Regions from separate parts of the Mus musculus genome. Here region 2 is linked to region 1. A link is a loop called in an ENCODE intact Hi-C map of the cell type or tissue named here. Cell type or tissue: left cerebral cortex. All regions are shown on one strand. Each heading gives the region's core, and the rest is flanking DNA. Links, peaks and the distances in the headings are about the cores only. Region 1 overlaps Hdac9 (histone deacetylase 9). Region 2 holds the start of Twist1 (twist basic helix-loop-helix transcription factor 1).

What was found. Peaks named below come from ENCODE experiments on the same cell type or tissue, not always from the same donor. Only the 100,000 strongest peaks of a DNase experiment are listed, where the experiment ranks them.
Region 2: a loop joins it to region 1, with 2.2 times the contacts of the local background. A loop is called at or near these places in 3 of 42 quality-filtered maps.

Annotation. Positions count from the first base shown.
Region 1 is chr12:34,431,149-34,434,054 of GRCm38, forward strand. Hdac9 (histone deacetylase 9) reads right to left here. Exons shown (of 28, transcript NM_001271386.1): 6 at 1,933-2,083; 7 at 715-841. Among named protein-coding and RNA genes, the nearest start is that of Gm51984, 220 kb to the left of the region's middle. In left cerebral cortex, for the core only: a CTCF peak has its summit at 1,505 (motif pointing left); DNase peaks (open chromatin) are centred at 812, 1,525, 1,942 and 2,432.
Region 2 is chr12:33,957,443-33,960,348 of GRCm38, forward strand. It overlaps Twist1 (twist basic helix-loop-helix transcription factor 1), which reads left to right and starts at 229. Exons shown (of 2, transcript NM_011658.2): 1 at 229-1,196; 2 at 1,728-2,389. The coding sequence starts at 536. The coding sequence ends at 1,156. In left cerebral cortex, for the core only: no CTCF peak of the experiment used is centred there; DNase peaks (open chromatin) are centred at 214, 654, 991, 1,686 and 1 more place; H3K4me3 peaks cover 972 bases.

The DNA.
Region 1 (2,906 bases), core at 129-2,628:
GATGAAGTTGGGGAAACGAGGTCCCATAAAAGCTCCAAGAACACCATGTATCTTGTTGTCTGTCTGTATCTCAGCAGTCAGACTCTTATTTCACTGGTGGAAAGAAGTGAGCTACAGCAGGGAGGGCCTGGAGGAGTTAGCGAAGGCTTAGGCTTGTTTATAGTTCTTCCTCCCTTACCTTCATCCCCTTCTCTTCTTCTTTAAAAACAATAGAAAAAAAAAACAGTCTGAATTTCTCAAAATAGCTCTAGTTTCCATTTTATATTAAGCCAAATGAAATGAAATAAAGCCATAATCTGCTAAACATTTATAAATTCTGCACTGATATCAGATGTACTAGATGAGGATTCAAAACCATCTCTGGGTCCTCCCGGATTCCACTTGTTCATTCAACAAAGAAGAGGATCTTCTCTGCCCTCACAGTGGTAAATGCTAACCATTACTGAGCACTGCTTGCTCCTATTTACTTTGTAATGTTTTTTGTTTGTTTGTTTGTTTGTTTGTTTTCCTTAAGACCTTATTAGCAACTCTAGAGGTAGGCACTGTTGTACTCCTTTTTGTGGAGAAGAAAGCTGATATTTAGAGATTTCCAGAAACTTGTGGCTACACAACTGAGAAGTGGCAGGCCCAGAATTTTTGCCCAGTTCAGACAGAGAGAAAGAACTTGTGTGCTCTCAACCCCCCAGGATAAGAACAGCCAAACACAGAACATACGTGTACCAGAGCTTGGGATGGCGGCCCACGGAATGATTCTTTCCATTGGTTGGAGTGTCTTTTGTTGCTGATTTACTCAACAGGAATTCTTGAAGCTTCTGCTTAACCTCTGTGCTTGCCACTGCCCCTGCAACACACACACACAGGGACACAGACACTGACTGTGAGTTACTTCCTCTCGCCACTCAAGAATGCTCAACAAAGGTTATGAAGAAATATCACTGGCCACAGCATATGGTGCTTTCCTATTAAAAGAAAAAAAAATCTACACAGGCTTTAGACAGTGGAAGAAGTCTATCTTTTAACTGTTCCTTATGTTACTTTTTTTTTCCCTCAAAAATACCTTCAATGATTTCTTTGATCGTTTTTATAGGAAGGGAATTCAGCTAACTATCATCAATCTGTCTTTAAATCTAAAGAGAAGACTGCTGACAGTCGGGGCTGTCTTAATGGCACACGGCTTGCCAATTTTTTTATTTTGCTCTTTCTGGGGCTCTATGTTCAATCCCCAACACTTACAAAAGTGGATGCATGAATAGGAACAAAACACTAGTTTTTAATATTATTTTATCTTTCTAAAATTAGGGATCTTGGGGAATGTTGCAGATAGCTACAATACATTAAAATGATCTCCTAAGTTTCTTGTCTATAAATTCAACATTGTCTTAGAATTCATTTGAGTACTAAACAAATAAATTTCGTTGGTAATTTCAGTTCAAATCACCACACTTTAAACTTTGCAATGCCTGAGCCTGAACTGCCTGGAGAGAGGGCAATCATTTGGATCTGTCTCCCTCTTGTGGATCGATAGTTTGCAAGTGCTCTGCCTTGAGTCTTTCCAGAGTCTAAGTACACCAATACAGAACTGAGGCACACCCTGATGCTCAGAACAGTGTCTGCCTAGGCAGAAAGAAGGAAGAACTGAAAACACATAGATATTACTTTATTACTAGTAAACAGGCAGTCTTACACTCGGTCGCTTCAGCACGATTTTACTTTCAAAGCCCAATGAACCAGTCTGTGTCTCTGCCAATGCTGTGTTTATTTCTCATTAAACTCTGCAGAGCTAATGTGAACAGGCACTTTAGTCTATACGTTATTCTTTCCATTAGACAAGGACATTTTTGGCAAGTTTATTTTTCATTATTTATCAGGTTCCTTGCGACGGTCAGCTAAAGATGCAGAAGACAGTGTGTCTGTTACCCTGGTGCCTCTTACTTTCTCGTCCTCTATCTTTGCCTCTGAGAGGAGGAAGCTGCTGCTCTCTGCGATGCCTCTCTACTTCCTGTTCTTGCCTCTGCTGCTCCAGTTTCTGCTCCTTTTCTAGGAGTTCTTGCTGTTGTTTTATGGCTAGAAGTTCCTGTTGTAACTTGCGAGAAGAGAAAGACATGAGAGTGTGCAATTTCTTTAAGGTTCAAAGTCATCACTCACTGCCCCAAATTGCAATGTTAATCAGCTTTTGGAACTTGAAAGTATTTAGTTTGTGCTTCAACCACCTTTTAATGATTGAAATATGAAGACAGGAAACTAAAGTCATGATGGTTTTTATATCTAAACCAAGCAAGGTTTTTAGATGATTCCATTCCTTGTGTCTCCCTATCAACAAACATTACCAAGTCCCCACAGTCATCTGAATGCTGTTGGCTTGAACCTTTAGTTTCCTTCCCTGTGTACTTACAAAATGCAGGAACATACCAAGACAGAGACGGCCCACGTGTCTATTACACAAAGTCTGTCACACTATAAATAGACTACTGAAGTAATCAGTTCTTACCCTGAGCTATAGCATAAAGCTCAAGTGAACAGAAATGGTAAGGTGCGAGGTAATTTGGGGAAAGTCTACCTGAACTAGAACAAGCACTAAGACCTTTACCACCTCATAGAGACAGTTCTTATTAGAGTAAGGTAATCTACATAACCATATATGACTCTAGAAAATACAGAGGCTTCAGAACGGTCATCTAACACAGGAAAACTTCAGGAGTAGAAACACAGTTGCAAATGAAATCACTTCCACAAACTGTTCTTCCATGGACTGGTATTTGGTTTTCTGAATTCTCTGAATTTACTTCAAACCATTTATAACAAAAATATGAGGTTATTTGTTATGACCTTTTAAAGATATCACCTTCCCTACAGACCTAGAATATATATAATCTATATCAGAATATATATAATCTATCTATCTATCT
Region 2 (2,906 bases), core at 137-2,636, 470 kb before region 1:
GCTCGGGCCAGGTCGGTTTTGAATGGTTCGCAGGACGAATTGTTAGACCCCGAGCAAGGGGGGAGGGGGCGAGGGAGGGGGGCTGGAAAGAGGAAACTTTCCTATAAAACTTCGAAAAGTCCCTCCTCCCCACGTCAGGCCAATGACACCGCTGCCCCCAAACTTTCCGCCCGCACGGAGGTATAAGAGCCGCCAAGTCCACAGCCCGCGCCCAACTCTCAGACACCTCGCGGGCTCGCCAGCACCGGCACCGGCTGCGCCAGGCCGGAACGGGGCGCGCTTGCGGCCGTCGGGCGCCTTCTTTTTGGACCTCGGGGCCCTCCACACCGTCCCCTCCCCCGCCCGCCTCCCTCCCCGCCTCCAGCGCCCTCCCCGCGGAGGTCCCCCCACCCCCATCCCGCCTCCCTGCGTCCTCCGGGCCGCACCGCCCGGGCCGGCGCCGAGCGCGGGGAAGCTGGCGGGCTAGGGCGCCCCGCTCCTCTGCTCTACCCTCCCCCGTCCCGGCTCCGCGAGGCCGCACGTCGCCGCCCGCGAGATGATGCAGGACGTGTCCAGCTCGCCAGTCTCTCCGGCCGACGACAGCCTGAGCAACAGCGAGGAGGAGCCGGACCGGCAGCAGCCGGCGAGCGGCAAGCGCGGGGCTCGCAAGAGACGCAGCAGTCGGCGCAGCGCGGGCGGCAGCGCGGGGCCCGGCGGGGCCACGGGCGGGGGCATCGGAGGCGGCGACGAGCCAGGCAGCCCGGCCCAGGGCAAGCGCGGCAAGAAATCTGCGGGCGGAGGCGGCGGCGGCGGCGCGGGCGGAGGTGGTGGCGGCGGCGGCGGCAGCAGCAGCGGGGGCGGGAGCCCGCAGTCGTACGAGGAGCTGCAGACCCAGCGGGTCATGGCTAACGTGCGGGAGCGCCAGCGCACGCAGTCGCTGAACGAGGCGTTCGCCGCCCTGCGCAAGATCATCCCCACGCTGCCCTCGGACAAGCTGAGCAAGATTCAGACCCTCAAACTGGCGGCCAGGTACATCGACTTCCTGTACCAGGTCCTGCAGAGCGACGAGCTGGACTCCAAGATGGCAAGCTGCAGCTATGTGGCCCACGAGCGGCTCAGCTACGCCTTCTCCGTCTGGAGGATGGAGGGGGCCTGGTCCATGTCCGCGTCCCACTAGCAGCGGAGCTCCCCACCCCCTCTGCAGGCCGGAGACCTAGGTAAGGACCGGCTCCAGGGATCGATCGGGCCAGGCCGCGGGTCCCCTGTTCACCTCGCCACCGTGCTGGGTATCCCCCCCCCATCCCCCTCCACTCTCCTCGCTGCCCTCCACCTAGCCAGGCACCGCCACCTCATTCCACCCGCATCCCTGGCAAGCAGTTCAGTCCCCACAGGGGAAACAGGTCCTAGGGTCGGGGAGAACCAGTGTGCCCAGGAGAGGTGTATGTGTGTGTGCGCGTGCGGGGGTGTGCATGACAGAAGATTGAGAAAGTCAAGCATAGGGGCCTTGTGCCCAAAACGCCATCCCCCAAACCCCTTTCTTTCTTCTTTAAAATTCCCTTCTTAAAACAACTGTTTCCAAATTCCACCCCCTCCTTTCCGCCCACCCACTTCCTCTTGCCCTTGGGCTGAAATCCTTCCAGGTTGTTCAGCGAAAATTCTCGCTGGTAGTGATAACAGGGCTTAGCGGTCATAGAAAACAGCCACAGAGACATCCTCAATAACCGACTTTCCCCTCTGGGTTTTTGCAGATGTCATTGTTTCCAGAGAAGGAGAAAATGGACAGTCTAGAGACTCTGGAGCTGGATAACTAAAAATAAATCTATATGACAAAGATTTTCATGGAAATTAGAAGAGCAGAGACCAAATTCACAAGAATCAGGGCGTGGGGCACACTTTTAAAAGAGAAAGCGAGACAGGCCCGTGGACAGAGATTCCCAGAGGGGCAGCAGCAGACCCCCCACACCTCTGCATTCTGATAGAAGTCTGAACACTCGTTTGTGTCCCCCCACCCCACTTTTTGACGAAGAATGTTTTATTTTTATTTTTCATGCATGCATTCTCAAGAGGTCTTGCCAATCAGCCACTGACAGGAAAGGCATCCCTGTGGACTGGCTCCATTTTAAAATGGTAACAATCAGAGGAATTTTAACACCTTTAGAAATAAAAACGCTGGGATCAAACTGGCCTGCAAAATCATAGTCAGTGAATTCCTTAAAAACCATACTTCCTCTGAAGGAAAAGAAAAACATAAATTACAAAAGACAACATTCTATTTATTTATTGATGACCCATGGTAAAATGCAAATAGATCCGGTGTCTAAATGCATTCATATTTTTATGACTGTTTTGTAAATATCTTTTGTATATTATTTTTCTGCAATAAATAAATATGATTGAAAAATTTTAAGAACTTTAAAGTTTGGTCTATATTTTTAAGACTCAGAATTAACTTGGTGGTAAATACTTGTTTGTTTAACTCTAGGGGCATCTAGGAGGGAGTTGGGGGACTAATATAAACAAAGAAGTGAAAACTTCAAATAAACCAGCTACTGACGGAGACAGCCAGCTATTTAAAAGACAGCTCTAATATTATTACAGCTTGGCGTTCAGCAGGGCTCACAGCCTCTCCATGCCTTAGTTCTTGGGGCAGCAAAGGTTGAACAGATTTGCTAACACCTACTTCTTACCGAACTAAAGCACTGAAATAAGCAATGTGATACCAGTTTTATTTCCTTGTCACTATGGATTTTTGTCTTTTCCTTCATTTCCATTTCTGAGAAATGCCAATGTGCTAATGAAAACAATACATACATTATATATGTATATATACTTTATCTATGTAGAAAACTTAAATCATCAAGAGACAGTTGTGTGATTGCTTACTTCTTGAGTGAATGAATGATAGCCACCGTCATATTGGTTAAAAA